Linked DNA regions of Homo sapiens: region 1 is linked to region 2. The links are chromatin loops, found by intact Hi-C in ENCODE. Cell type or tissue: heart right ventricle. All regions are shown on one strand. Each heading gives the region's core, and the rest is flanking DNA. Links, peaks and the distances in the headings are about the cores only. Region 1 overlaps LOC124904247 (a long non-coding RNA gene). Region 2 has its middle 150 kb from the start of VAPA.

What was found. Peaks named below come from ENCODE experiments on the same cell type or tissue, not always from the same donor. Only the 100,000 strongest peaks of a DNase experiment are listed, where the experiment ranks them.
Region 1: a loop joins it to region 2, with 1.9 times the contacts of the local background. A loop is called at or near these places in 1 of 110 quality-filtered maps.

What each region holds. Positions count from the first base shown.
Region 1 is chr18:10,162,030-10,167,408 of GRCh38, reverse strand. LOC124904247 (a long non-coding RNA gene) reads right to left here. Exons shown (of 2, transcript XR_007066286.1): 2 at 4,342-5,379. Among named protein-coding and RNA genes, the nearest start is that of LINC01254, 250 kb to the left of the region's middle. In heart right ventricle, for the core only: no CTCF peak of the experiment used is centred there; a DNase peak (open chromatin) is centred at 2,424; H3K27ac peaks cover 689 bases.
Region 2 is chr18:10,056,764-10,062,142 of GRCh38, reverse strand. No RefSeq gene overlaps it. Among named protein-coding and RNA genes, the nearest start is that of VAPA, 150 kb to the right of the region's middle. In heart right ventricle, for the core only: no CTCF peak of the experiment used is centred there; a DNase peak (open chromatin) is centred at 1,987; H3K4me3 peaks cover 1,088 bases; H3K27ac peaks cover 3,949 bases.

The DNA.
Region 1 (5,379 bases), core at 118-5,117, 110 kb before region 2:
GTGTGGTGGCACAATCTCAGTTCACTGCAGCCCCAACTGCCCAGGCTCAAGCCATCCTTTGCCTCAACCTCCAGGGCCATGCCGCCACACCTGGTTAATTTTTAAAAATTATTTGAAGAGATGAGGTCTCACTATGTAGTCCAGGCTGCACAGTCTTGCCACACACCGTAGCTTTGTTTCCACTTGCTTGGGGACCTATAGGAACTAGGGCTGTGTCCCCACAAAACTGGCACTGAGAAAACAGAATCACCACGTAAGGCAGATCGTGAAAGTGATCAGGAGTTCACAGGGACAAGAAATCAAAGTGAGAGATGGTGACCACGAGATCAAAAGCTCTTAAAATGTTTCACAAATATGGAGGAAACAAACCTCACTTTGTTGCTAAAGACCCAGGGGTGGGGCCGGGCCTGATGGCACCTTGTTGTTCCAGCTACTCGGGAGCATCCTTTTAGCCCCAGGAATCGAGGCTGCAGTGAGCCATAATCTCACCACTGCACTCCAGCCTGGGCGACAGAGCAAGACTCTGTTTTAAACATAAATAAATAAATAAATAAAAATAAAAATAAATGGAGAAATTTAGGCTAGTGACATTGCACGTGTATTTCTTTTTTCAGCCTCACAGTGATGATTCAAACTGCATCTGACCCCAGAGCCTGTTTTCAGACACAGGCGGGACAGCCCTGGTTGAAGAAGGGACCTGGGGCTGAAGCGCCCTGGGCACAGGCCCTTCCCCCTAAGCCCAGGGGGATTGCCCTCTTGACCTTCCGCAGGCCCTGGGGCAAGGGTTCTCGGTGAAGTCCTGCTCCTTCTCTCCTGCATCCTTGCTCCATCCTGCCCCTCTCAGGGCAATGAGCACGGGCCTGCGGACTCCATGCTTGCACGCCAAACTCCATTCCCTTCGGCGGGCACATCCCCAGCCAGGTGTCCTCTCCAGGCCCAAGGGAGGGCACGCCTGTGGTGGCTCGGTGGAAGGAGGACCACACACAGCCTGGCAGCAGCTCGGAGGCCCTGGGAGCAGGAGCATCAGCACCCCTAGCCTCGGGCCCTAAATAGGCTCTCCAAAGTGTAAATCAGACCACGTCTCAGCCTCTCCACAGATCTCCATGACATACAAAGCCTCCCCAGCTTCCTGAACACGATCCCCGCTGGCTCGGAGACCTTCTGACGCCCCCTTCTTTTCCCCAGGCTGCAGGAGCAGTCCCCTCGGCGTCCCCGCTGGGTCCAGCCTCTGCACCTCGGCTCATGCGGTACCCCCCGTTAGACCCACTACGTCTTCACTGTCCTGGCTTCCCTCCCAGCTAGGGGATCCTCCCTTTCTAGTGTCCATGCCCGTCTCTGGGTATGGAAACCCTACCTCTGTAGCTGCTCCCCTCGGCCTGCACTAGCCCTCATCCCCTGCCACAGGCCCTGCGCGCATTCACCTTGGGCCTGAAGTCCCCAGCAGAGAGCTTGAGCGGGATGGGTCCTCGCCGGTATGTGCGGGGCAGAATTAAACTCATCTGGCAGGTACCACCCAGTGCACAGAAACCCGGCCCTTAGAGACACCGATTCAGAGAAGAAAAAAGGCCTCTGTGAGGGACAGGAATCCCCCGGCCGTCCGTGGAGACAATCTCGAGCCACAGTCCTGCCTGGATCAAGGTGTCTTTCCAGCGCCTGAGGAGTCTGGGCCTGTGACTCCCAGTGTGCAGAGCCCTCGGGGCCCTCAGCGGTGCTGTGCTGACTTCAGGTGGGCTCTCAGTGGCAGGCACCTGATGATCCCTCCCAGAGGCTTTTACCTGCACCTGGAGAAGGTGGATCTGAGCTCGTGTGCCCCAGGCCTCAGGTGCTAGACACTTCACACCCGGGGAGTCTCCCTCAGTAAGAGACTCCGTCCAGATTCCCTCACAGCTGCTGTGCAGGAGGGATAATTCAGAGGCAGAGTTTAATACCATTTCCCAAAATGTTCTCACTCTACCTGGGATTAGGTTCCGGTTATCACTGCTAACCGGCTTCACAGTGCGTCTTCTGTTGGCTGCCTCCCTTCCTTGTCATCATTTACCCACTCCCTTCTGGCCGTTCCCTGTAAATCCCAAAATAAACGGTTTGGATTCAAACCCTCCTCTCAGGGTCCGCCCTGAGAAAAACTCCAGCCAAGACACCATGATACCCGAATCAAGGACACTTATGAAATAACTGCTGCTTTAACTTTTTTTTTTTTTTGCCTGAAATCAATACACCTTATAAAAAATAACATTGATATTTTTGTTTGTCTTTAAGAAAAATAAAATCTTTATTTCATTAGAAAATGGTCCACATATAGTATAGCTGCTTGCAGTCTTTGTTTCCATCAGACCAGTGTCTCCAAGCTGCGTGCTGAGCGGATGTAGTCGGACTGAGAAAGGGCCCATCTGCATGGGATGGAAATAAGGAATCCTGGGCCATTCCCGCTGGGGCTTGCGGATATCCCTTACAGAGCTACTGAAGGACCTCCTTCCTGAGCCCCTGCCCTAGCGAAAAACAGTGTCTAGCGCCAAATCAGATACTCTCCAGTGGACTTGCTTTTCTTTTTCCCTTGAGTGAAGGGAACGGCTTAGGAAATGAATCTCATCAGCTCTTAGAAAGCTGATCCATGCTTCAACAGGCAAAGTGTCAAAATAGTAGCAATGGCTGGAAGGATTAGCAAGGAAAACCAAACCTGATGTTTTCTGGCCCTTCCAGCAATAACGGGAAGAGGCAGCTGAGCCGGAACCTGGCAGACTGCAGGCTGTCGAGCCTTGGGTGGGCAGGGGGTCTGCACCGCTGCTGAGCTTCTCTAAGCCTGGAAGGGCGTGGAGTCACTGCTTACGGTGTGATTTGCCGCAGAAACATATTGGAACCTCTGCATTTATAACAAAATACTTATACATTTCAAGAGAGAATGAAGTCGCTCAGTGGCTGCTCAGTGGCCACACACACTGCTGCCTGTGACGTTCTGGGAAATTGCACCAGGTGTGGGCTAATGATGTCCCCTCCCCTCCACCTGCCACCATATGGTCTGCTGAATGCTTTTTCATTCAGGCACTGAGGCAGCACTGAAATTAAGATGTAGCCAGTTCAGTGGCTCATGCCTGTAATCCCAGCACTTTGGGAAGCTGAGGCAGGTGAATCACTTGAGATCAGGAGTTTGAGACCAGCCTGGCCAATATGGTGAAACCTCATCTCTACTAAAAATACAAAAATGAGCTGGGCATGGTGGCACACGCCTGTAATCCCAGCTACTCAGGAGGATGAGGCAGGAGAATCACTTGAACCCAGGAGGCGGAGGTTGCAGTGAGCCGAGATTGAGCCACTACACTCAAGCCTGGGCAACAGAGCTAGACTCTGTCTCAAAAAACAAACAAACAAAAAAAACAAGTAATGTTTGAAAGATAAGTCACTTCTGACAATGATACCCTATCTATAATGTATGACACCAAAAAGATAACATGATCACAAACCAATATGATTGCCTCCCAAAAGCAAAAAGTTTCAGGATTATGAAAAAGCTGACAAACCCATAATCACAGTGGAAGATTTGACATGTCTTTCTGAGAAATTAATAGACAAACTTAGGTAAGCTATAAATGCTTTAAGCAATGAAATTTGAAAGCTTGATCTAATATTGTAAATACATATAAATATCATTTACCCAAGGAAGAAAAATATATTCTTTTCAATTACACATCAAGGAGTTGAAAAAGAGACCACACATTAAATACGAAAGAAGTGTTAATAAATACCAGAGAATTTTCTCTGACAAACTTGTAATTGTATTAGAAATCCACAATTAAAGATTGTTTAAATAAATATAATTGGAAACATTAAAATAGCACTTTTATATAATTCCAGGTTAAGAGAAACCTGTTGTAGAAATTACAAATTATTTAGAATAGAAATGAAAGTACTCCAATATCTATTACAAGTGGCACTTAGAAGAAAATTTATTGCGTTAAGTGTTTATTAAAAAAGCAAAATGAGTGCATTTATATCAACAAATTAACTGCTCAATTCAAAAAGCTTGAACAAAAAGAAAAGTAAATCTAAAAGAAGATATAGGAGGTAAATAATAAAGATAGGAGCAGGTATTGATGAACTAGGAAACAAAGATTTAATAGAGAAGATCAACAGAAACAAAAGCTGATCCTTTGAAAACGCTAAATAGAATAAATAACTAGTCAGACCCACTGAGACAAAGAGAAAAAAACACAACTGATATCAGCAATGTAAACATGGATACCTTAAAGATTTTCAAAATCACAAGAAGACACCATAAATCACTTTCTGCCAACAAACTTAAAAAATTGGAATGGATACTTTTCTAAAAAATATAAAGTTATACATAAATTTAAGTTAAAACATCAATGTAAAGTTTATTCAAGAAGATACAGAAAACCCAAGAGAACACATAACTATTACAAAAACTGTTCTAGAAAAAAAAAAATATTGCCCCCAAAAGACACCAGACCCTCAGTGACTTTACAGGGAAGTACAATGCAAAAAATTACAGTCCAATTTCATTTATGAAACTATGCAGAAGACTCAAAATACTGGCAAATTGAGTTCAGCAGTAGGAGAAACCTGAATAGGTTGTTAAAATGTTGCAGTTGATGCAGAAATACAAGAATGGCTTGAATCAGTCTTTTAAAAAGGATAAAAGTAGTTGCCTACTCCAGGTCACTGTTGTAGGGAAAGAGGAACAGGCCTTACACAGCATATAAAGGAAAAGTTTAGAAAAACTTGCCTATAGGGAATATGAAGGTCAGAAGATGATATAATTGCTAGAGGGAAAACCATGAAACGATGAAGGGACTAAGAGAATGTTGCAATTTTAAAATAGTGTTTATTTTAGAGACAGCGTCTCACTCTTTCACTCAGGCTGGAGTGCAGTGTTAACCATGATAGCTTACTGCAACCTTGCACTACTGGGCTCAAGTGATCCTCCGGACTCAGTCTCCAGAGTATCTAGAACAACAGGTACCCTTCCCCATGCTCAACTAATTTTTTTATTTTTATTTTTTAGAAACAGAGTCTCACTGTCTTGTCCAGGCCGGTCTCAAATTCCTGGCCTCAAGCAGTCTTCCTGCCTCAGCCTTCCAAAGCACTGGGATTACAGGTGTGAGCCATCACACTTGGCCTAAAATAGTATATTTTTTAGTTATCTTTTTAACCTAATGGTAATCCTACAGAGGGTTCATTTGTAAGTTTCTTTTCATTCAGTTTTTCAGGTATGGGAGAGGTCTATGTTAAACATGTTCTAATTAGTTAGAATATAATTAAAGCTTATAATTTAATCAAAAGACCTAGTTGTTTTTTGAAATATATGTAGTTTGCAAGTGCTGTTGTTTCTGTTACCTACATAGTATGGGGCTGTAAAATGCCATA
Region 2 (5,379 bases), core at 73-5,072:
GTTGCTGTGGTGAACAGATACTGATACAAAGTACTGATTCAACACAGATATTGATACAAAGTACAGTATCAGTACAGATACTGATACAGATACAGATGCTGATACAAAGATGGATGTCTAGAGGGATATAGATACAGATACAAAGACGGTGTCTAGAGAGTCTTAAAGAACGATCTTTTGTCTCAGCTGGAGTGAGTCCTGTCCCCACTGGTGGCATAAGACCCACTCTGACATTACTGGGAGCAGGTTATTAGAAGCCAGGTCATCATAGGTCTTGTGTATGCTTGTGGCTGGGGAGGGACCTCAGCAGGACAGAAGGGGCCCATGGAGCTGACCTTCCTCAGGCCAAAATAAACAGGCTCTCTGTGGTCATTATTTTAATTAGATAATTTAATCGGTCTTGACATGCTTTCTATACACAGGCAAGAGCACGCCCAAACTGCTGCTGGGTCTGTGATATGGGAAAAGGTCTGATTTTTCCAGTGACTCCTGGATATAAAAATAAAGAAAAGGGGAGGAAGAGCTGTATTAATTCTTTTCCCTTCATGCAGTATCACTGAATTTTTTCCAGAGGTATAACGAAGAAAACAATCCTCCGAACCAATTTTTTCAAGGAAGTTATTCATTTTTCCTAATCTTCCTAAAACACCATGATTGCAGAAGACCCTTTGTCCCACAGATGCCCCTGTGTGAAGGCTGGTCTCCATTAACTAGTTCAGCCCCAGTCTACGCTTTCTAGGGGGAGGGAGCAGGGAGAGGGGGAAAAGGGCAGAGAGAAGAGAGGGGAAGTGAGGAGGAGGGAGCACAAAGTCATGATGCTTTAGTGTTTAGAAAAACATAATTAATTAAAAAAAACATTTGAACAAGTTTCTGCTTCTTTTCCAAAGCAACATAATACTCCTTTAGGCAAAGGGATTAAAGAAATGCAGGGTCCATGTTGAAATTATTTTCCAGGAAGACTTTGTTTCTGCTCATCCAAAATTTTCTTCTTTCCTGGAGGGTGGGCTCTAGATTTGGCTTCCCCAGAGGCAGTTCTGGGACATTTTGTAGGCCTGGCTGCCTCTCCCCTAGGGTGCTCCCAGACGCTCCCCAAAGGAGACACGCTGGTCACCAGCTTAACACTTCCTTCTTACTCTGGAAGCATGAGCAACTCAATTTTTCTTTACCCAGGCAACCAGAGCCCTGGACTCGCATTTGCTTTCTTCCTGCTATAAACTCTAAAATCCCTGTACAAAATAAAGTCACCCCTACAAATCTGTGTCAGTAATTCCCTCCTGATTCCTTCCCTCAGGGCAGCTCCCTGCAAACGAATGGCATCTCCATGGAACAGGCTGTCCTCTTACAAAAAGACAGGCCCCAGCAAACCAGAAGAGATTATGGACAACCCCAAAGACACAGGTCTGGGAGAGAAAGAAGCAAGTCTCCTGTCTTTCTGTTCCTGGTTAAGACCCACTGCCCTGCCCAGCTGCTGACACTGCAGCAAGCAGCCCTAACCAGGCTGACGACACCCACCTCATGAGGACAGTTAGATGCGGGGATTAAACTACAGACTATGACACTTGGCACTCAGTCGGCGGCGGGCTTCGTCCTGTGCTGGTCCTTGCTATTGCTATTGTGGGTTTCACATTCATGTACTCTTCTCAACTAAGAAACATCCATGAAATCTCCTCCCATCTCATTTGCCTGCTGAAAGCCGACCCAAACAGAATTATAACAAAGAGGGTGTTGTTCCCCTGTAAGGCACTCTCTAGAATTTGGCTTGGAAAAGTAAATTCAATGTAGTGACATCTTCATCATTTAAAAAAATCTATTCTTTTCTTCTTTAATCACATTATACCAGGATTTTGAGGTTCCATCAGCCCATTTGGAAATGAGGAAATGGGGACAATGTGGCTTCGTCCTTGCAAGTGGCTTTAACAGAGACAGCGAGGCTCCTACGTGCAAGCCTCAGAAGCTCGCTGCCCACTGAATTCTGCTGCTTTCCCAAGAAGTTTAGTATCTCGAGGGAAACATCTGGGGGCGCGTCTGGGGGAGGTGAAGACAGCATCCAGAAAGCCCAGCCCCACACTTCAAAGCCGACTTCCCAATTCTGAAACGAAGGAAGTTTCATTCTTTCCCACATGTCTCTGCCTTGCTAAATATAAATCCATCTCGGTTTACATTATGCTGCCTCTAATTGAATCTCATTCTTCGTTTGTTTAATTCAGAAACAATAAGCCATCCTGAGTGGCTCGCTGGGAAGCTTGCCACCGCGGCCAGCCTCAGTTCCCAGCAAGCCTCCCGAGGGGACGAAGGGACGAGGGGACATGGCCGGCCCTGCCCACAGGGGCTCGCTGCACATCACAGGGGCACATCTGGGTTTAAAAGGTAAAGACACAAGGACGGTCCAGTTGTAGGAAACCCATCCACATAATTCCCACACTAAGGAGTCAAAGAGAAAGCTTAATACCCAGTAGGTGCTGAAGGGGGCTGAAGAGCATTAACCCTTCATTCTTCCTTGGTTTTAACCAAAACGTCCTAAGTAAAACAGGAGCCCATGGTACTTCTTCAGCATGACAAAATTCATCCCTCAGATCTAAAGCCAACATTAACTTACCATCCATGGTGGAATTTCAGAGACACTTGATGGAAGGTCAGAAGCAAGATAAAGCTGTTGCTATCACCCCTGTTATTTATTATACTAAAAAATATGAAAAGGGAAAGAAGGGGGGGAGTACAGGAAAACTGTCATTATTTGTAGATGATATGATTATATACCAGGAAACCCAGGAGAATCTACTGAAAACAAATAGAATTAGAATTTGGTAGGAATCTGGCTATAAATTCATATCTAAAAATGTCACTAACTCTCAGAAGTCTTAGTTTATAGTTCAGTATAGTTTTCTTTCATTCATTTGGCAAATACTAAGCACCTACTATGTGCCAGGTGGCATTTCCGGATGCTCAATATACAGCAGAGAAGAAAGACTGCAGGCCAAGTGAGGGATTCAGAGACAGGGGAGGAACTGCAGATTTTGTAGGAATAACAGAGAAGTCCTTTCTGAAGATCTGACTTTATATGAAGTCCTGGTGAAGCGGGGACACCAGGCAGATAGAGAAGGACATCAGGGCTGCTAGGTGGGCTTGGGAAACAGCCTGGGGGAAGGACAGGGCATCATCCAGAGATGAGGCCAGAGGTCACTGGGGATCCTTCAGGTTTGGGAGGCCACCAGGATGGCTGAGGCTTTTACTCTTGAGAGGGTGTTCAGCACAGGAAGCATATCTGATGTTCCCTCATCAAAACAGAGCAGGATACAGTGAGACACCACCTCACAACATTAGGACGGCTACTATCCAAAAAAAAGAAAGAAAATATCAAGTGGTGGTGAGGATTGCTTTTGTTGCAATTGCTTTTAGTGTCTTCATCACGAAACCTTTGCCTGAGGAAAGGATTGTAAGCTGTCCTTACAGTGCTATGAATCACTCCGGTTTGTGAGCTTTTGGCTCCATGATTGCAATGTTTAACTGCTCTGTAGACAGGAGCCAGGCCATGCCCTTAACTAAAGGTGGAAGCTCAGGTGAGACCCAATACCTTCCAGGGCCACCACCTCTGAGGTCACTGCTGGTTCAGATCATTGCAACATCTTCCAAATCAAAGCCAAGCCCGGAGTTTCTGTGACTCTGGGTTTTCCATCTGATGTGGTTTTTGAAAATACAACTAATCCTTAAAGAGCAACTCTTGTTTCAAACCACAGCTCAAGGCTATTTTCCAGGAAGGAGAACAAGCCCTGCTCTGAACTTCCTCCTCCCTCTTTCATCTTAATGACCAGTTAACTTAATTCACCACCCAACTGAGCCTTGGTGGAAGGACAGAGGAAATGGAAAGTCCTCAGAGAAAGACCTGCCTTATAGAACTGTCCATGTCACCCACCTTCCCTCCCCCTTGCAGTGGTCCTGAGCCACAAGCTGTGAGCTGTCTCATCCTAGATGCATCTCAGGCCAGGCTCAGGCCTCACTGCTCCCCTGAGAATGTTCTTGCCCATTCCAGCTCTGGACTTCTAAATTCTATGAAGGTAGGAGTAGCCGTTTCCAGTAAAAGGAGGAAATAAAAGCAATATTGGCTGATGGCCAGGGAACAGCTGAGAATGATCACTTTGAATCTTCACATTTCTCTGTCTTCAGATATTTGCTCTAAAAAGACATATTTCCCCCATAAAGTGGTTCCACGCCATTTCTCACAGCACATGTGATGATTAATCAGACAACAATTCTCAATTTAAAGCCTTTTTGCACAGTCACAGGAAGTGACTTTTCCAAATGTTCTATTTGTATGCAGTGTAGCTTATAAAAGAGTTTAGAAATGCCACCCCAAAATACACCACTCTGATGGCATATTGAAATCACTCTTGGCGATTTCTTCAAACCGAGGGTACTTGGGGAATAGCAAATGCAGGAAGGGGCTTTCTCTGAGCTCCTCCTTTCTACCCAAAGACAGATCTTCCAAAGGAACTCAGATGTCATGAACCCCTCCCCAGGCATCCACCAGGCAAGAGGGAACTGAAAGCACAGCAGAGGAAACTGGAGGTTCATGCCAGCCAGCCAGACTTTGCCACAGACAAAGAGTTAAAGTCATTTACCCTTCCCTAAGTTGTCTCCATTCTCCTTCCCTGTCCCCTACGAAGAGCATATATAAGCTTCTAGATCTCACTAAAGGGAAAGTTTTCCCTCCCTTACACTTACAAATGCAAAGCATTGTCCAAAGTTAGCAGCCTAGTTGAAGCCACACCTAATCCTGCTGCACCAGCCAGCCTGAGCATTCTGCAGTCTCTTCATCAAGTGCCATGAGAGTTGAGTGAGCCCGAGAAGGTGGCAGGAGGTGTGGGGCGTAGGTGCCACTCAGAACTCAGAGACCTCCACCCACACAGTCCACCAATGCTGTCATCCAAAATGAGTGGTGTATGATGGTGTGGCTACCATGTACTAAGCAATTGAAACGTGCACTGCATTGCATGAGGCCCTTCAAGATAGCACATTTTATCCTTACAACAACTCTATGATGTGGATCCTTCTGTTTTTCAGATAATCCCTGAATGCTGCACATAGGATGCTGGTTGTGACACTATGGCGTGGCAGGCATCCCACCTGGATCCCTGAATTGTGTCACTCCTGAGGCCTAGGTATCTCTGGCCCCAGAGAGAACAGGCTGATGGAGTAGGCCTATCTAAGCCTAAGTTGCCCAGGAAACAAGAGAAAACTCATCCTAAAGAACAAAAGACCAACGTAAACATCTATGGCTAAAAGAAATGGGTCAGACTCACGAGGGAAGATGACTGTGTGCACTAAGGACACTACCAAGAGCCTGCCATGCTTGCTGGCCCCGGGCTCAGGCCCTGCTGATGC